Regions from separate parts of the Homo sapiens genome. Here region 1 is linked to region 2. Evidence: read pairs that join two places in POLR2A ChIA-PET (ENCODE). Cell type or tissue: MCF 10A. All regions are shown on one strand. Links, peaks and the distances in the headings refer to the core of each region. The heading gives the core; the rest is flanking DNA.

Region 1 (10,519 bases), core at 767-8,766, 67 kb after region 2:
AGCAAGACATTCGAGATGAGTCTTCAGTTATTTCAATTGGTAAAGAAGTGGTCATGATTTTTGAAACTGGAATTGCAGTGAAGTGGTATAGATCAAGATTTGAGTATGTGGAGAATAGCATTCCATAAATAAAGACAATATAAGATGAATCACAGATATAAGAAAGTCCAAACGTAACAATGACTGTGACTAAAGGAGAGGAATAGGAGAAAATGATCCAAAGATAGAGCTAGACAATGTTACAGCTTTGATGTTAGACAAAATCTAGACTTTATTCTAGATTGCTTTTGTAAGCAGTAGAGAGTTGTTGATGGTTTTGGGGTAAAAGGTTGATGCGATATTATCTATGCTTTAGCAAATTAGGCTGGCAGGATGTGTAAAATGGGTTTCAGGTAAGCTAGTTAGTGGCAAAGAGACCAGCAGAGAGTCTACTGTCATCATCCAGGAAGGAACCGGAACTAAGGTGACTAGACAGGAGAGTTTCAGTGACATAGGCATTACTGAAATAGAATCAAAAAATCTTGATAACTAATTGGATATAGAAGGCCAGGGAAAAGAAGGAGTCAAAGATGATGTCAACATTAAAAGTCTAGTTGATGGGAAAACATGTAAAACAAATGAGAATTGGTGCAGTTATGAGAAGACAAATGAGTATAAATTTAAACATATTACATTTTAGGTATCATGAAAATATTCAAATGAAGCTGCCTTGAAGGCACCTAGGAATTTGGACTTGGAGTTTAGGGAGAAGGCAGGGCTGGGGATTTGAAATCATCTGAAGATTAATAACAGTTATTGTTGATTGAAAGCTTAAATTGTACCAAACTCCATGCTAAGCACTTTACATATATTACCTTATAAGCCTCACAGTGAACGTGAAAAATAGGCATTATTATCCTACTGAGACCTAAAGAATGACAGAACTTGCCCAAAGTTTCTCAACTAGTAAAAAGAATTGGGATTGCAAATCGATCTGTTTAAATCCAGAGTAGTTCTGTGGATGTTAAAGTCAGGAATTAATTACAGAGTAGCTCTACTTGTTCACCTAGAGTAATGCCTAATGCATAGGAGGGAGTAAGAGGGAGAGGCCACAGCACTCTCCACTCAAAGGCTCAAGGCCTTTCCCTCCCTTTCCTTCCCCCAGGTATCTTATTTCAAATGCTTGGGAGTTTTAGGTGGAGGGTACAAGGCCTGGGGTAAATGGTTAAGATGACAAATTGGGTACTGCTGCTCTAAATTAGTCCTTGAGGGCTGCATTAGGGTATTCTAGAGGGACAGAACTAATAGGATAGATGTTTAAATAAAGGAGAGTTTAAGTATTGACCCACATGATCACAGGGTGAGGTCCCACAATAGGCCGTCTGCAAGCTGAGGAGCAAGGAAGGCAGTCCAAGTCCCAAAACCTTAAAAGTAGGGAAGCCAACAGTGCAGATTTCAGTCGGTGGTCAAAGGTCCAAGAGCCCCATAGCTGGAGAACTTGGAGTCCAATGTTCAAGGGCAGGAAGCACCCAACACAGGAGAAAGAGGGAAGCCAGAAGACTCAGTCAGTCTAGTCTTTCCACATTCTTCTGCTTGCTTTTTATTCTGGCTGTCCTGGTAGTTGATTCAATTGTGCCCACCCAGACTGAGGGTGGATGTGCCTCTCCCAGTCCACTGGCTCCAATGTTAATATCCTTTGGCAATACCCTCAAAGACACACCCAAGAACAATACTTTGCATCCTTCAATTCAATCAAGTTGACACTTAATATTAACCATTACAAGGGTGTTTTAGCATCAAGTGTTGGAACTCTCTCTAGAATTTTTTAGATAATGTCTTATCTTTCATATCTTTGAATCCTCCTTTGAGTCCATGGTAACAAGTGCCACTTGGCATCTTGTTAAGTGCTCATGAATAATATCCACCATTACTCAGCAGTGGAACCATGGTGTGGATCCCTGAAATCTACTTCCACCCTCAGAACTTAAAATGAACCATCCAAATCTAATTGGATTGCATGTTGTAGAGGCTGATTTCAGGAGCCTGCAAACAAGCTGCAGGAATCCAAGTTCTTCCACTTCCCTCAATGGACCTGAGTCCAATTTTAAACAACATAAAGACAGTGCTATGTTTTGAAAGTTTGCCCCTTCCAAAACACATGTCAAAATTCAATTGCCATTGTAACACTATTAGGAGGTGGGACCTTTGAGAGGTGATTAGGCCATGAGGGCTCCACCCTCATGGGTGGAATTGGTACAGTTTGGCCCACTCTCACCCTCTTTGCCCTTCTACTCTTCTCTCATGTGAGGAACAGTTTTCCTCTCCTCTGAAGCATGAAGCATGCAAAGTGTTGTCTTGGAATCAGAATTGCCAAATCTGCTGGCATCTTGGACTTTTCAGCCTCCAGAACCATTAAAAATAAATTTCTATTATTTATAAATTACTCAGTCTCAGGTATTCTGTTATAGAATCACAAATGGACTAATAGAAAGGTTTTTGATGCATTTATCTCGATTTACCAATAGCACAATCATTGAAAGGCCAAAAGTTCCACCCCACTGCTGTCCTACTTGAAAAAAAGGATTAAAATGTGAGTTTTAAAAGCAAAAATTCTTCCACCTTGAGAGGCTTGTATGGCTAAAAAGCCCATGTAATGAAGCCCTTTCTGTTTTGAAACAAACCTTTACTGGAAACAGAAGACTTCCCCAATAATGTAACACCAGCCCCAGTTCTAATCCCCATTGGAGTGTAGCCTTGTGGTAAACCCCAACAGCTCAGAGTCCCGCATGCCCTAGAGCTGGACCACACAGGGCAAGCAAAGGCTGCCTCCTTCCCGTGCACTGCATTAATGTCCAAATAATAGTACCAAACACTTTTTGAGCTCTTATGTTTTCAAAGGTGTTCTAAAAACTTGCACGTATACCTTCTTATTTAACCATCACAAAAACCTATTGAGGCAGATAATATCCCATTTTATAGATAATGCTATTATATGTTCATCCTCAGAATTTCTAGCTTGGGTAGAAGTTAACATCAATCACTCATGCATGCCTCCTTCCTTCCTAGTTCTAACCAAGAGTATGAACACAATGAACTGATAAGCAGACAGGGATAAGAATATTCACTTTCTTTATAGAGGCCTAATGACCTCAAATTACAGGGTCCCTGAAAGTACCGGATTAGAGAAAATAATTTGGAATTGAAGCCAAAACAAACAAGGCTTCCTATTACATCCTGCCAAATCTGAACCTGAGAACCAGGGGTGCACTGGATCTGCAGAGCAGACTCTTCATACGCATCTCCAACTATCAGAGGTGGGATGGATTGGGACCTGTCACAAAGAGCCAGTCAACAGAAGAGTGTGGAAAGCACAGTAGAGAAATGGCTTTTAGAAGGCAGACACCAAGCCAGGTCTGTTTACTCCACAGCCCACTCTTTCATAATCTGCCTAGGAGAGAGAGAATCCTATTTCTTGCGTTTAAACATAGCTTTCAAATATAACTGCCCATTGGAATCACTTGGAAAGGTTTTAAAAATTTCAATGACCCGACCATAGCCCAGGCCAACTAAATCAGATTCTCTGGAATGAAAACATTTAAGTTCTCCAGGAAATTCCAATGTGCAGCCTAGGCTAAGAGCCACCACTTTATAGGCTTGGCAACCCCTCACAATGCAGCCAGTCATAACTAGCAGTTTTTGAGCGACTACTTTATGCTAAGCAATTTACATAATCCTCATCACAACTCTAAGAGACATATGATAATCAAAGCATTTCACAGATGGGAAAAGCGGTGTTTGGAAAAAGGCTAAGAGACAAAAGATAGACCTGGGATTACAAAGCTCGCATTCTGTCTCCCAAGCTAAATACTTAACCACCATATACCATGCTGCTCCTTGTGGATGCCCTGATTCCAGCAATCTCTCCAACCAGATAATACATTCTTCTTTTATATAGAGAAGCAAATAAGGCTGGGAGATACTACAAGAGTTGACTCCAGTATTCCCTTCTAAAAGAGAGCATAAACTCCTTCCATGGAAGTTAAGCAGGAAGAATAAAGGTTTCCAACAACTAACATTTGTAGAGACTTGGAAAATGTGTGGCAGGGTGTTAAAAGATCAATAATTAGAGATGCTTAGAATTATAAAGCAGTTGAAGTCAAACAGCATACTTTTTTATAGAATCAACTTAGTAGTTCTGAACAGCCATCCTTGATATCTTAAGATTAAGAAAACTGGACAGCACAGTCTATGAAGATAGGGCTAAGGATTGCGAAGGGAGGTGTCATAGGAAATTATGGGAGCAAGAGAACCAAAGATGTTTGTGAACATACAATGACAATACAAGCTAAGGGGGGAAAGAAACGAACAAAATGCGGAAGACTGGGAGGGGCTGAAAGGCTGCAGGGCAGGTGAGGTAAAGCTCACATACTGAGACACTAACACTGGACCAGTAAAGATGACACATTACTTAGTAACTCAGATATTTTAAAAGGTGTACGGCAGAAAGAAAATTCTCATTTCACATTTCTAAACCTTTGCAAATATACAAAGTAATATAAATTGGATCTTGCTTTTATAGAAGTTTGCTGAAAGTATGTAAATGTTTATATGTCAAATAATGTATATTTGTATACACGTAATGCTAGTAATAGAAATTCTGGCACTGAAGAGAATGTAATCACTCTATGGTAACTTCTTCTATAGGGCAAATAATTGTTACTCTTTTTACAATTGAGCATTTTCACATCATGAATTTGCAGGATGATGGCATGTAATTTGGCCCCAGGGAAAAATGTATCTTATTACGATGGAGTATAAGAACACCTGATGAGCAGTAGAAAAATAATTTAGATCCGTTTCCTTGTTTATTCCTCACTTTTCAAGGTATGAATCACTGTTCCCTTTGAGAAGAGTGCTGAAAGGAGGACAAAAGCCTCCACCCATCTGTGCCAGGACACAGCTGCATCAAGCTTGTGAAATAACAATTTGCATCTTCAGAGCTGCACCCATTAACTGCTCTTTTAGCTGCTAGAGAATTTCAGAAAGTTTTGCAATCAGGCCGTGTGCAGTGGCTCACGCCTGTCATCCCAGCACTTTGGGAGGCCAAGGTGGGTGAGTCACTTGAGGTCAGGAGTTTGAGACCAGCCTAGCCAACATGGTGAAACCCCATCTCTACTAAAAATACAAAAGTTGCTGGGCATGGTGGCACACACCTGTAATCCCAGCTACTCCGTAGGCTGAGGCAGGAGAATCCCTTGAACCCAGGAGGCGGAGGTTGCAGTGAGCCAAGATTGGGCCACTGCACTCCAACCTGGGTGACGGAGTGAGACTCCATTTCACAAAAAAGAAAGTTTTTCAATCAGCAAAATTAGGTTAACAGGTTTTCATTTTTGGTGAAAGTTTATATGAAGGCTAAGTATTAAAATGGCCCGATCTATATATGTTATAGTCAATTGAACATGACAGGGTCTATAGGTTTTAACTGTGCTAGTCTGCAATTTGGTGATGTTTCTGGAATGGAAAAACAAACTAAATTGATATGGTTTGTGGTCATCTCATTCTTCTCAAATCATATGACTAAATGAGTTCACCTAGGAGTGATTGTCAACCCTATCCTCTCCCTTAACGCACGTGTGCATGTGCACACACACAACTACAGCAGGTAAAATTTTAACACATTCCCATTAGATTATAAATTTGAAATCCTAGTGTAATATGATGCAGACAGAAGGCACACTGTTATCTGAATAAATTCTAGAATTCCTTTTTTGTTGTTGTTGTTGTTGTGCCAAATTGTGTTTTATGGCTATACTTAATAAATTTTGAAATGAGTCTTTTGCTAAAAATCATAGAGGATATTTACCCACATCATTTAGTTAGGAGCTATAAAATCAAAGTCTTAAAACACATTTGTTAAACTGCCACAAAATTCATTCTGAGGCCGGGTATGGTGGCCCATGCCTGTAATCCCAGCACTTTGAGAGGCCGAGGCGGGCGGATCGCCTGAGGTCGAGAGTTCAAGGCCAGCCTGGCCGACATGGGGAAACCCCATCTCTACTAAAAATACAAAATTAGCTGGGCATGGTGGTGCATGACTGTAATCCCAGCTACTCGGGAGGCTGAGGTAGGAGAATCGCTTGAACCCAGGAGGCAAAGGTTGTGATGAGCCAAGATCGCACCATTGCACTCAGCCTGGGCAACAAGAGTGAAACTCCACCCCAAAAGAAAAAAAAATTCATTCTGAAAAATCTGAAAATTAATTTTTTACTTTGGGGGTTGCTTTCAAAGATTAAATAGGGTTCGCCTTGCCACTGATTTTATCTATTAGGTTGATCAAAAATGGCTGAATATCTGCAGTTTCATATGGTTCAACCTGATTAGAATCAGTTTCACATTTAAATGAACAATACAGCCCTATATATTCCAAAGAAAAAAAGTCTTTGCAGGAAAGATAACCTCAGCTACCCTGCAACATGCTAAAAATACCAACTACAATGCAGCACCAGGGGTTATGGTGCTAGTAGCTTCCCATGTAACTCTGGGGTATTAAGAGGCAGGGACATTGTTTAAAATAACTGACCAATACAAAAATGTCATGCTGCCAAAAATTTTCTTATCCCATTCCCAAAGGTGTTTTGTTTGTTCATTTAGCTTTTCTCTTTTCCACCTTCCACAGAAGGCGCTGAAGGGTAATGAATCTTCAAGAATTAAGATTAGATAGAAACCTGAGTAACCAGTCATTTCACAGGCAATAATTGGCTACAGAGTAATGCTGACTTTGTTCTAAGTCAGAAGCTGACTTGGTTATTTACTATAGAACACAAACATCCACAGCCACTAAATGACTTTACTGAAAACTAGCCACATTAAGTATGACATGTAGAGATAACAAAACTACTTTTGAGAACATGGTTTAAAATTCTGAAAAATAAAAGATAAAGATTTTCTTATTTCTAATAGGGGGAAGGGGTTCCTACATTTCCCAGAAGATCAAACAAGAGACCCAAACACAGGATGTAACGACAGCCCTGTACAGCAAGATGCACTTTGCACAGACAACCACAGAGATTGCCTCCACTTCTTTATCCTAAAGTGTTGAGATTTAAATCAATTCAGACACTCTATATACAATTGAGTCTCTTTTCATTTTTAATTTTATTTTTTAAAAAAGACATTGAGGTTATGGTAAGAAATTATGAAGTTACATTTTTTTAATCTGTCAATTGCTACAGTAGTGGAATAAATAAATAAGTTTTTTAAAGTTCAATGTTTATAGACATACTTATAAAAAAATGACTGAATTAGAAGACATTAAATAATGTTGATACACACCAGGAAGGGATTTAGGCAAGGAAAGGCACATCATATTACCACAAGAAATAAAGACCATAGTTGGAGGTTAATGGACAGCCAGAACTTTAGATCTTGTGGTAGGTTTCCCAGCTCTGGAGGGTCATTATGGTGAAACGTTCTTTATAGTACTGGGCTGGAATAAATAAATAGCAGTTGAGGAATTTTACCTTGTAACTGTAATATAATGTAAAAAGAAAGCACACTTTTAATAACCCTGGTATGTGAAGAGGAAAGAAAAAAAATCCAAAACAATTTGGTGGTACTGAAAATCTTACGGAGAGTTAAAAATAATACTAATCCTCGCCCGGCTGAACTGGAATTCTTGCAGTTACAAAGTTAAAATTTCAAGTAAACACTGTATTTTTCACTTTTTGTAGACAGACACAGTGCAGATACAAACAGCTGCCATATCTCACCTCAGATGAAGCTATGTGTCAATGCTTAGGGAAAATGATCTTAGATAATTTCCCAATTTTATAGAGCTTAAATCTTTGAAAACAGCACTAATACTGCTGGTTGACTGGCTATCTACAACAGCAAAGTGAACATAAAGTTTTGACGATGAGAGGTTTCCCAAAGAAACTAATATAGAGTTTTTAGTTGAACAGATACAGTTACTTTAGTTTTACTGAAAAGTCTAACAGACATTAGCACAACTTGTTTTCGGTCACATTCCTACTCCCAATTTTCTTTCATAAATTTGTGTCAAGTCTCTATCCATTTCTTTCTGTCTAGACCTAGATTAGTTTATTTGAAAGATGGCATCGCTTAAAGTAAACCACATAAATTTTAGTGGTATTAAGTGTGTATTTAGTGGTGAATGTGTATAAATAAAATAGATTTTCATAATAAAATGGTATATCCACAAATAAAAATTAAAAACAATTGAGAGGTGGGGAAAATATCAGTATTATTTTAAAAAAATAAAAATGGCAATTGTAAAGCAGGCAGTTTCTTGCTCATGCCACACGATATGCCTTCATTAAGGTGTACTCTTTCCGGTTGGTGTGAGCAGCCCAGATGAAGAGAGCAGAAGCCATGAACTGTAAGGGAGCAGAGACACAAGCCAGGCAGAAGGACCATCCAAATTCACCGGATACATTGTCAGGGAGCTCTAGTTTCTGGTGGAGTAGTTCAATTCCAGCAACATAACAACTTACTGAGCCCAGTGTACACAGACCTTGGGGGAAAATTTAGAAAACAAAACAAAACATGGCTGGATAAAAGCACAGTAAAGAGCTTTTCAGGCAATGTGACAGGGCAGTTAATACGTGAACATTTCAGATTTATAACTCTTTGGTCCCTAAAGAGACAGGAAGAAGCTAAAAGGTAAGTATGATGACAAAACCTACCTGCAAGGAGATGGAGAATGCCCGTGGCAATGGTGGGATATAAGCTTCGGCAAATGCAAGCACAAAGTCCGATCAAAGCCCCAAAGCACATCAAACCTAAACTCACAAAAGGTAAAAGGAACTGGCAACGCCAAAGATCTGATTTTTAAAAAGAGAGAAAAGAAATGTTACCGTGATTTCAGACCATTTTCCCCGCAATGGCAATTTCTTTCATATTCTAATTAGATCTTTTCTCAAAAAGTGTGAAAGTATTTTAACATTGAGGCCTCTTTTCTAAAGCACATTATTCAAAAGGATGCTACTCTTGTCCTGATAAAAGTAAAAGGACACTAACAGGTAGTAGCAATTACTGAGGGTTCACTATGTTCCATGCTATGTTTGTCTACACATTTTCTGTATTAATCCTCCCAACAACCCTAGAAAGTAGGTACAGTCAGCCCTCCATATCTGCAGGTTTCACATCCGCAGATTCAACTAACCAAGGGTTAAAAATATTCAGAAAAAAAAATGATACAAATTTACAAATATATAGTATAACAACTATTTACATAGCATTTATATTGTATTGGGTATTATAAGCAATCTAAAGATGATTTAAAGTATACAGGAGGATTGTGTAGGTTATATGCTAATATTATGCCATTTTATATAAGGTACTTTAGCAACCTTGGAATTAGCAGGGGGTCCTGAATCCAATCCCCCATAGCTACAGCTGTATTATTATTAATTCCATTTTGTAATTAAGGAAACTGAGGCAAGAGTCATAAATAACTTGTAAAAATAACACAGTAAGTGGTAGAGCCAGGATTTGATACAAAAATCAGTCTGACTCTACCTACCAACAATATCTAGGTCTTTATATGATCTAAAGGCAGTAACAACAAGTAAATTAATGGTAATTATAAATGACCTGTCTTATAGGGCTGTTGAAGAATATATATAAAGCACAAAGCAGAGAATCTAAAGGTAGTTTTAATTATCATAAATCTCTCATCAACATGGGAAGAAAACCTGATGACCTCACAAAACATGCCATTCCATTTTCCAATAATATTCATTATTAGAAATGCATTCATATCAATCTTGACTAAACTTTACACCTTTTGGTGCTGGTTTTGCTTTCTGGAACTTCTTATGTGTTTTTCTAACTTACTTTCTTTCAAACTCTCCTAGTAATAAACTGCTTGCTACACATTCTCTTTATAAAACTGAATACCTACCTCTTATTCAACCTTTTCTCTTACAACATGGTCATTCTTCTGGGCAAGTCCCTATAGCCCTGAAAACTGAGGCTCAAATCTGAAGACAGTATTTCATGGGCTGCCTGACCATCAGGGAATAGGTTGTTCCTAATAAATACTTTCATCTTTTTTGACATCTACCCTTTTGTTACTATCACCTAAGACTGGATAAACACTTTTGACAGGCCTGACAACTCACTGACTCATTTAGAGCTTGCAGTAAACTTTTTTCACATATACTTACCTGAACTCAAGCAGTGGAAAGTGTTTAATTCAAATATAGGAATGTATAAGTTATCTCAACTAAATTTCCTTTTACTAAATGGGCCCATTAATAACATCTTTTGAAGGTCTAGATCCCATCATCCAATGAAGTAGTTGGCCCTGTCAACTTCAAATCATTTGAAATTTGGTAAGCATGTATCTACCTTCTAAAATATCAACAGAATAGAGTTCACTGGATACTGTTAGAGATTTTATTTCACGTTGGCACAATCTACTAACTCATCTTATTCCAAAAACATAGTCCAAAAAGAGACAAATAAAATTATCTTTGTTCCCCCAACTGTCCTGGTGAAATCAAAGTACTCACAG
Region 2 (10,519 bases), core at 1,117-9,116:
TTCCAACTTGTACTTTTTGGAATGAAGTCACTACAAACAAAACACACTTAAGGAATGGAGAGTTTATACATCAACTCTTTGAAGGCAAAATATTTACATAAATCAGTTGAAATTCTTGTACAGAATATTTGTTTATTCAACCTATTTGTTTACTTATTCAATCATTTATTGACATTAGTATTGATGCACAATATTTATTCTATAACTTGAGCATATCCAAATATTACTTCCTTAATTTTGTTGATCAAATCATGTAATCTTTGGCTACTGGAAGCTGTTTCCATTGGTTCCTGCATCCCTGTCCATATACACGTCATTGTGTATATATTGGGTTGTATTTTTGTTTGTTTGTTTGCTTTGGGCTTTTCTTAAAAAAGGCTCTCTTTACTTTTGTCAGGTAAAAACTGAAGTTCAGTCACTTAACATAGGATAAAAAAATAAGTCCAGTTATACTGGTAACAAAAGGACAACATGTTTTCTTCAAAATCACTGTGTCTGATTTGTCTCTGTGCTTGGTCCTGGTCATCTGGTATGTTTTTCCCAGGAATTCTGTCTTCAATGGGATGACTGTCTTCAGGGCAAAAAAAGTTTATCAGACTCTAGTTCTAGCTGTACGTATTTTGTTCATTTATGTACATGTGCCCCTACCCTGTCTTGCTCCATTTTTTTTACTGCATTCTTATTGAAATATGGATTAAAATCCTTCTCCCAAGTTCTATTTATAGGGTTGGGGTTTTTTAGCACCTTTTTATTTGGTCATTGCCAGATGCTCCAGACTCATACTGTATATTTCTTGCTCCATTGCTAGAATCAGCCAACGAACTCTAGTTCCTTTTATTGAAGAATGGTATTAGAAACCAAGATCTGGGTAACAGGTGTGTTCATTGCTTCTTCTGTATCATTGTTTCTAGGCCCTCTCAGCTGGCAGACTGAAGATATGTATGTGTGTGTCTCTTGCTTCACATCCTCATTAGCGTTTTGTATTTTAAGTATTATTGGATTTTGTCTAGTGTCTTTTTATATGCTTGTTTCCCATCTGTGTATCTTATTTTGTTAGATGCCTATTCCTATATTTTGGTCCTTTTAAATTTGGATTATTTATTTGCTTATTGTTGAGTTTTAGTCATTATTTGTATATATTGAATACAAGCTCTTCATCAAAAATGTGTATTGCAAATGTCATCTCTAAGTCTGCAGCTTGTCTTTTCATACTCTTCAAAGTGTCTTTCTCATAGCAGAAGTTTTTATTTTACTATAACAAACATCAATGTTTTCTTTTATAGATTATGCTTTTGGCATTGTATCTAAAACTCATAATCACACCAAAGATTACCTAAATTTTCTCCTATCTTTCTTCTGGAAGCTTATAGTTTTAGTTTTACATTTAGATCTATGATCCATTTTGACTTAATGTTTGTGAATTACGTATGATGTATATCTAGCTTTATAGTTTTTGTATATGGATGTCCAATTGTTCCAGCACCATTTGTTGAAAGCCATCTTTATTCAATAGATTGCCTTTGCTCCTCTGTCAGAGATCAACTGACAACATTTGTGTGAGTCAATTCTGAGCTGTCTATGCTGTTCCCTTGAATTCTGTGTTTATTCTTTCAGAAATACTATGTTATCTTGATCACTGCCGCTACATAGTGAATCTTGAAATCAGTAGTGTGATTTCCTTCAACTTTGTTCTTCTTCAGTGTTGTGTTGGCTATACTTGCCTTTTTTTTTTTTTTTTTTTTTTTTTTTGAGACGGAATCTCGCTCTGTCGCCCAGGCTGGAGTGCAGTGGCCCGATCTCGGCTCACTGCAAGCTCCACCTCCCGGGTTCACGCCATTCTCCTGCCTCAGCCTCTCCGAGTAGCTGGGACTACAGGCGCCCGCCACCAAGCCCGGCTAATTTTTTGTATTTTTAGTAAAGATTGGGGTTTCACCGTGGTCTCCATCTCCTGACCTCGTGATCCACCCGCCTCGGCCTCCCAAAGTGCTGGGATTACACGCGTGAGCCACCGCGCCCGGCCGGCTATACCTGTCTTTTATCTTTCATTATAAGCTTTAGCATTAGTTTGTCAATTATGAATAATGCTGCTCTGAATATTTGCATACAACTTTGCATATGGACATATCTTTTCATTTCTCTTAGGTATTAAGGTAGGAGTGTTATTGCTGGGTTTTATGGTAACTCTGTGTTTAGCTTTTTGAGGAATAACTTGACTGTGTTTCAAAGTAGCTGAACCATTTTACATTCCCAAGAGTAATGCATGAGGGTTCCAATTTTGCCACATCCTCGCCAAGACTTGCTATTTTCTGTCTTTTTATTATAGTTATTATATTTCATGTGAAGTGGTGTCACACTGGGTTTTGATTTGCATTTCCTTGATGTTTAATAATGCTGAGCATCTTCCATGTACTATTTGAAATTTGTATAACTTCTTTGGAGAAATAATTATTCAGATCCTTTGCCAATTTTTAAACAGGGTAATTTGAGGTTTGATTATTGAGTGATAAAAGTTCTTTATATATTCTAGATAAAACTCTCTTCTCATAAATGTGATTTTCATATATCTTCTCCAAATCTAGTTCTGTCCTTTGCTTTCTTGCTGGTATCCTCTGAAGCAAAAATACTCCTAATTTTGATGAAATCTCACTTATTTTTGATATTTTGCCTGTGCTTTTGGTGTCATATTTAAGAAACTGTGGCATAACACAATGTCACAATATTTATACTTATTTTTATTAGAGCTTATAGTTTTATCTATTACATTTAGGTATTTGAGCCATTTGAGCTAATTTTTGTGTATGTTGTGAAATAGGGGTTCAATTCCATTCTTTTGTATGTGAATAACCATATTTTCTCCTGGGAAAATTTCTGAGACTACACTCCCAAGCTTGGCGGTGGGAACAGTGGCCTCCTTCTCTGTGAGTGACATCCCTGCTTTAGGAGTAGGCATTGGGTGTGGACCATAGCCTCTTATTTTCTAAGCTTGGCTTCCCAGTGTGGAACCTCTGCCTTACCAATGAGGGGGGGCAAAAGTGATTGTTGTTTCTGCATTGATGTCATGCCATGCCTAAGGTATAGCTTCTACCCTATGAATGGGTAGCAGAAGGAATTCCCCAAACTTTTGCTCACACTTACCTGAAATTTAGCTTCTGTAACACATACAAAGAGATATATGGAACTAAGTAAAAAGTACAAAAATAAACCCAAACTTCTTTAAAAATTATCAATATGGTAAAGATCTAATTCAAATGATGGTGTTGGGCCAACTAGGCTGTCATTAAACAATATAGTTAGATCCTTACTTGTGGCAGGTCAGGTTTCCATTAGCAACCAGGCGGTTAGTTTCCATTACCCTTTACTATAATTTTGATGAGTGGATAAGTTAAATAAAGAACTGGAGAAACTGGTGCCTGAGTATGAGGATGGGAATATGAAAACAAACCCATTAAGATCCCACCTGGGTTTTCTCAGACCCTAAAGTGTGATTGAATAGTAATAGCATTCCTACACATACACCTGGTTCTGTCTTAAGATTAAGAAACTAAGACTCTAAAGAAAGCTTTCCAGACCCCAGACCCCCTAGTTAAAGATTAGACATAGATTGAATGAAACTCTTCTGCTTGTAGGTGCAATCCTGCACATAGCATGGAGCTTAAAATGTATGTAAGTATCAGAAAAAAACTTGTAACTTTGAGATGGTCTGGTGAGTTACTCTGACCTTCTCCCTGTAACTGGTTGCAGAAATAAACTCCCATCTTTCCTAGTTTGTCTGCGTCTTCTTATTAGAGCTCGAGAACAAGCAGCTGGACCTTCCTCTGTCAGGGAACATACTCACATTTTACACCAACATATATTTTATGTAAACTAAAAATGTAAGACTCAAAATTAAATACAAATCAAAGAAATAATCTTAGGGAAAAAGAGGACTTTATTAATGCCAGAGCCAGAAGTCATAAATAGAAATAATTAATGTATATGATTCTCTTAAACACTCGCTGTTTACCCTCAATCTATTTCTCAGCTTCCCCTTCTATTTCTCGGCTTCCCCCGGTCAGTTTTGTATCGCAATCAAATTGCCTTTGTATGCTATATTTCCCAGAATTTCTTTCAAATGACTTCTGGCTAGATTTTCCCAGTGGCAGACACTAATAAGAAATTGGAGAGTGGAGGATATAAGCCACAATATTTCTTCACTCTTTGTCTGCTATAGGCAGTGTCTCTAGCACTTAGCTGTATCCCCAGAGAGATTCCAGCTTCTGCAGAATAACCTCTCCTATGGACAGAATTCTGAGTTCTGTTAACACCAGTCCTTCCAGTAGGAGCTTATCACAGGTTACCTTGTTTGAATTTTTACTTTTCACACCCTTTGTAATTATTTCCTGAATTGCATTTTCTCTATTTAAATCGTTGGCAAGGGCTCCGTTTTCCTGAGTATACCCTGATACAGTGACAATGTAAAACTTTAAAACTTCTATATGTAAAAACAAACAAACAAACAAACAAAAAAAACAGTTAGACAAATAATATTATAAGAAAAATATTCAGGACATTTATGGGAGAAAGGGAAATATTAACACCTTTGATGTATAAGAGGCTCTTAACACATCATGATGAAAAAGGCAAACATTTGAATAAAAGGAAAGATCAATAGACATTTATCAAAGAAGAAATACAAATGGCAAACAAGTTTTGGGGTTCTATCTATTTTAATTTCCTGAAGCAAGGAAAAAGAAGAAATATCAGTGTGGCAAAAACTAAAAAGGATGATGTTAGTCAGTTTGTTGGTGGTGTAATAGAGCAGAGACTTTTCCCAGATTAACTCAATCTTTCTGGAGAGCACTTGAGCAAAGTAGATCAAAAGCCTTTACAATGTTCATACCCTTTGATGCAAATATTTCATTTCTATTAGACTAGAGATTCAGGATATATTTAATGGATATTAATTAGTAGCTTATTTATAATAGAAAAATTGAATTAAGCCACATACCCATTAAAAGGGAATGAATTTAAAATAGTGGTACATATTGATTATGCTTAATTATATAATTTTTGCTTGCTGATAAGGACAGATTTCTCTAATATGTTAAGTTAAAACACTCTTTCCAATATGATTCCAAGTTTCTAAAGCAATAGGAGAAATAATTCTGAAAAGATATCAATTAAAATGTCAATAATACTTATTTTTAGTTAGCCACCAAGTGTGTATATTTCATAGATTTTTAAGTTTTTTTTAATATATTTCTGGCTGTGTTTTCTTTTGTTTCATTTTTCCTATGCATGGTGTATAAAAGTTACAATTTTATGATAAAAACTTTTCATTTTGAAAAAATGTAAATACATAAGGAACTGGTAAATACTGGCTTTCTTTCTTCTGTCCGTAAAGCTACCTTCACCTACTGTTTTGAATGCCAGTGTCAGAGTGACATGTCCAGACAGATCAGGCAGCTTGATTCAGCATCCAGTCCTCTGGTTTGAAAGCCAGCTTGAGTCAATGTGATGGAATCAGTGTCTTGCTCATTTCTTAAAAGAGGGGCTGGACTGTTTCTCCCAAACACCGTGGGTACGAAATGGCCAATCATAGCCGTCCCACTTTATCCTCTATAGATGTGCTTTGATCCTGGGCTCAATTAGAGCTTCAGCAAGACTCTACAGCGGTGAGTAATAAAATCAAGCAACAGGTTATAACCAGCACAGGAACTTCCAGATACACCTACACAAGAGGAAGTGAGACTAGGTAGGAGAACAAAAGGGAGAATAGAAGTGGAGAGCAGCTGTAAGTAGAGAGGGATGTAGAGAAGGTGGAGAAATGGGAGGTAGTAGGGATAAACATAGAGATGGGAAGAGGGAAAATGGAAAAGAAGGTGAGGCAGAAGAAAAGGATATATAAAATGAAGAAAAGTGCTGTACATTAGAGGATATCAACAACTAAGGTGATTATATTACACAGGTGGATAAATAACAATTCATCGATACACAGAAGATTTTTATACTATATCCCAAGTGTATTATATCTTAATTTTTAAAAATACATAAAGCCTCAGCTGTAAACTCAGGGTATGATGGCTGAAAATGCCTTGGTAATTAAAGAGTTGAGTCAGAGAGAATCCATTCCTGCTAATTGGAAGCAAAGTAAAAACAAATAAATAAAAAAACAAATAAATAAGAAAACAAAAAAAAAGAAAAGAAAAACTATGGCTTCTTCCAAAAACAATATCACATGGAAATCCCTTTTCAGTCTTTCACCTCAGGGTTGGATGTTATCATCACCATCAAGTTTATGAATATAAATAACTTTATATTTATATTTGTATATTAATATAATATATTGATATTGCTATTTTATATCGATATAAATATAAATAAAAGATTCTAATACAGAGTACCAAAATACATTAAACAGCCCAGTTTATAGGTGCTTCTTTCTGTTTTTGTTTTTTATTTTTACTCCAGACTAGAAAAAAAATTGAAGATTTTCTTGGGTACTGCTCTTGGAAAAGAAATTAAGCTCACTGAGAATTATTAAATCTGTGTATGACTTGGTTAATTTTAACTTTAACTGGTTAGCTGGGGAGATTTGCCTAAATTAATAATATTCAGTGAAAGTTTTAGTAAACCTGAATGTCCTCACTGGAGACTTTATTAAAAGTTTGGCCCCTCAGAGATTGGAAATTGGACAAGTTCCATAACTGTAAGGAGGTTGTGTTTCATTTGTAAGCAATGCACAATGGATGTAATTAGGAACTAGACAGGGATTTCTGGTAAAGATACATTAGTGAGACAGAATGAGAAGAGCATTTGAATTGAGTCATCCCTTTGGGCCAGAGACATCATTAGCCAGCAGAGCTGAAGTTTACTCTTTGAGGATCACATTTTTATTATATGAAACAGAGAACCCTAGAAAATCTCTCCAGAAAGCTGATTTTTTTAAAATAATTTATTTTATTTTAAAAAAAAACCCTACAACAATCTAACCTCAGACAAATCACCCTAGTGCCCTGTCTCCAACGTAATCTATATCAAATGTTTATTTCGTAAAGTATCTCTACACTCTTCAGCGTTAAAATGGTATAGCCCCTTTAGTGAAGGACCTTGAATTGGTTTTGGCCTGAATTCCTTTTAGCACCATCACACTGTAATAATTTAGTCAATAACTATTCCTTGCTCTTCTTCTCTTATATAATGTTGTGAGGGCTTTCAACTACAAAAGCACTCAGTAACAACCATAATGGCTCCTCTTACAGAGAACTTAAGATTTTTACAAATCTCATTTAATAAAACTCCCACAACAAAACCCCAAAGTTTCACTTTCAAAGAGATAACATGACAGTTGAGTAAGTAAGGGTTGAATAAGAAAATATAAAAAAACAGTGCTGGTGAGTGTGTTGTCCAGTCCAATCTTACTTTGAGTTTCTCCAAAAGCAGACTTTGAGAAAAGGATAGGGGTGCAAGTAGTTTATGTGGTTAGTAATTCAAGATGCATAATGAGCATGAAGAAGTGAGATAGAGGAAGGAGGAAAGCCCATTAATGCATTAATAAGTAGGTTATATCTATAAGAAATCAGGGACCTTCTGAAAGACTTAAAAACACACATCAACATTTTTCACCATGCAGTGAGAAAGTCAAAGTCAAAGTACATATCCACTGACCACCCCCGCCTCCCCTTTTTTTTGGAACAGAGTCTCACTCTGTTGCCCAGGCTGGAGTGCAGTGGCTGTAATCTTGGCTCACTGCAACCTGCACCTCCCGGGTTCATGCGATTCCCCTGCCTCAGCCTCCTGAGTACCTGGGACCACAGATGTGCGCCACCAGGCCAGACTAGTTTTGTGTATTTTTAGTAGAGACGGGGTTCTGCTGTGTTGGCCAGGCTGTTCTGAAACTCCTGACCTCGGGTATTCCCCCTGCCTCAGCCTCCCAAAGTGCTGGGATTACAGGTGTGAGCCACTGCGCCCAGCCCCAGCCCCCATTTTTATTGGTTGAGGGTCATTCCCTCAGTGTTAAATTTCTGATGATGTCATCCTGGCCCTTTCCAAAGCGAAGTGAAATTGCATGGCCAGAGTAAACTAAAGAGCTTCTGCATGGCAAAAGAAACTAACATGAGTGAACAGACACCCTACAGAACGGGAGAAAATTTTTGCAATCTACCCATCTGACAAAGGGCTAATATCCAAAATCTACAAGGAACTTAAACAAATTTACAAGAAAAAACAAACAACCCCATCAAAAAGTAGGCAAAAGATTGAACAGACACTTCCCAAAATAAGACATTTATGCAGCCAAAAAACATATGAAAAAAGCTCAACACCACTGATCATTAGAGAAATGGACATCAAAACCATAATAGATACCATCTCCCACCAGTCAGAATAGGGATTATTAAAAAGTCAAGAAACATTAGATGCTAGTGAGGCTGTGGAGAAATAGAACCGCTTTTACTCTGTTGGTGGGAATGTAAATTAGTTCAACCATTGTGGAAGACTGTGTGGCAATTCCTTAAGGATATAGAACCAGAAATACCATTTGACCCAGCAATCCCGTTACTGGGTATATAACCAAAGAAATATAAATCATTCTACTATAAAGACACATTCACATGTATGTTTATTGCAGCACTATTCACAATAGCAAAGACATGGAAACCAACCCAAATGTCCATCAATAATAGACTGGATAAAGAAAATGTGGTACATATACACCATGGAATACTATGCAGCCATAAAAAGGAACAAGACCATGTCCTTTGCACGGACATGGATGAAGCTGGAAGCCATCATCCTCAGCAAACTAACACAGGAACAGAAAACCAAACACTGCATGTTCTCACTCATAAGTGGGAGTTGAACAATGAGAACACATGGTCACAGGGAGGGGAACAACACACACTGGGGCCTGTTAGGGAGTGGGGGGTGGGGGATGAGGTGAGGGAACCTAGATGATGGGTTACCAGGTGCAGCAAACCACCAGGGCACAAATGTACCTGCAAGTTCTGCCTGGAACTTTAAAAAAAAAAAAGGCACGAAAAGCCTTAGTCAATTTGTACAGGAACAGTGTGCGTGTGACCCACAGAGTAGGTCCGGGGCAAAGGGCAGGGCAACTGTGTCTATCATAGGACCTAAAAAGTGGCACAAAATTCTAACCCAGATAACCGAGAAAAACACTAAAGATCAATTTGACATCAGGCAGATTCTAGAAGGAAATGAGTAACAAACAGGCTAGGTAGGTTGGCAAAGGCAAGAAGAGGAAGCAGGAAAGCCTGTGGCCTAGTTGGGTAGCTCACAAGTTTGGCTGTTGTAGAAAAGTGTCTATAAACAAGGGGCCCATATAGGCAGATATCTTCAGAAGGTATGAATATATAAAATATTTTGGTTTCCTAGTACGTATAAAAGTTATGTTTACACTGTACTATAGTCTACTGATTGTGCAATAACATTATGTCAAAAAATAATGTATATATCTTAAAGAATAATTTATTGCTAAAAAATGCTAACCATCATCTGAGACCAGCGAATAGTGATCTTTTGTTGGTGGAGGGTTTTGCCTTCATGTTGACGGCTTCGGCCATCAACTGATCAGGATGGTGTTTGCTGAAGGCTGGAGTGGCTGTGGCAATTTCTTTTAAAAAGACAAAAATAAAGCCTGCCACATTGACTGAACCCTCCTTTCACAAAAGGTTTCTCTGTAGCATGTGATACTGTTTGAGAGCATTTTACCCACAGTAGAACTCCTTTCAAAATTAGAATCAAACCTCTCAAACCCTGCCGCTGCTTTAACAACTTAGTTTATGTAATATTCTAAATCCTTTGTTGTCATTTCAACAATGTTCACAGCATCTTCACCAGGAGTAGATTTTATCTCAAAAAACAATTTCTTTACTCATTCATAAGAAACAGCTCTTCTGTTCAAGTTTTACCACAGTATTGCAGCAATGCAGTCACATCTTCAAGCTCCACTTCTAATTTTAGGTCTCGTTATTTCATTATTTCTGCCACGTTTGCAGTTTCTTAATCCACTGAAGTACGAAGCTTTTCAAAATCATCCATGGAATCTGCTTCTTCCGAACTCCTGTTATTTTTGATATTTTGCCCTCCTCCCACCAATCATATGTTCCTAATGGCATTTAGAATTATAAATTCTTTCCAGAAAGTTTAATTTAATTTTCTCAGATCCATCCAAAGAATCACTAATTATGGCACCTATTACCTTATGAAATATATTTCTTATATAATAAGACTAGAAAGTCAAAATTACTACTTGATTCACAGGCTGCAGAATGGATGTTGTGTTACCAGATATGAAAACAACATTAATCTCCTTATACATCTCTATCAAAGATCTAGGGTGAACAGGCATATTGTCAATGAGCAATAATATTTCGAAATAAATTGGGTGTTTTTTTTTGAGCAATAGGTCTCAACAATGGGCTTACAATATTGAGTAAACCATGCTGTAAATAGGTGTGCTGTCACCTCAGTTTTGTTGTTTTATTTCTCCATATAAGCAGTAAGGCTGTTTTGCTCATCA

Evidence for each region. ChIA-PET counts read pairs that join two places held together with the same protein. Peaks named below come from ENCODE experiments on the same cell type or tissue, not always from the same donor. Only the 100,000 strongest peaks of a DNase experiment are listed, where the experiment ranks them.
Region 1: POLR2A ChIA-PET joins it to region 2 with 19 read pairs; 3 of 35 experiments call an interaction of 5 or more read pairs at or near these places.

What each region holds. Positions count from the first base shown.
Region 1 is chr3:98,508,368-98,518,886 of GRCh38, forward strand. It overlaps CLDND1 (claudin domain containing 1), which reads right to left. Exons shown (of 5, transcript NM_001040181.2): 3 at 10,518-10,519; 4 at 8,685-8,822; 5 at 7,116-8,512. The coding sequence ends at 8,292. Among named protein-coding and RNA genes, the nearest start is that of CLDND1-AS1, 8.9 kb to the right of the region's middle. In MCF 10A, for the core only: no CTCF peak of the experiment used is centred there; a DNase peak (open chromatin) is centred at 4,964.
Region 2 is chr3:98,440,581-98,451,099 of GRCh38, forward strand. No RefSeq gene overlaps it. Among named protein-coding and RNA genes, the nearest start is that of OR5K1, 17 kb to the right of the region's middle. RefSeq lists enhancers at 4,861-6,060, 5,339-5,478. In MCF 10A, for the core only: no CTCF peak of the experiment used is centred there; a DNase peak (open chromatin) is centred at 5,521.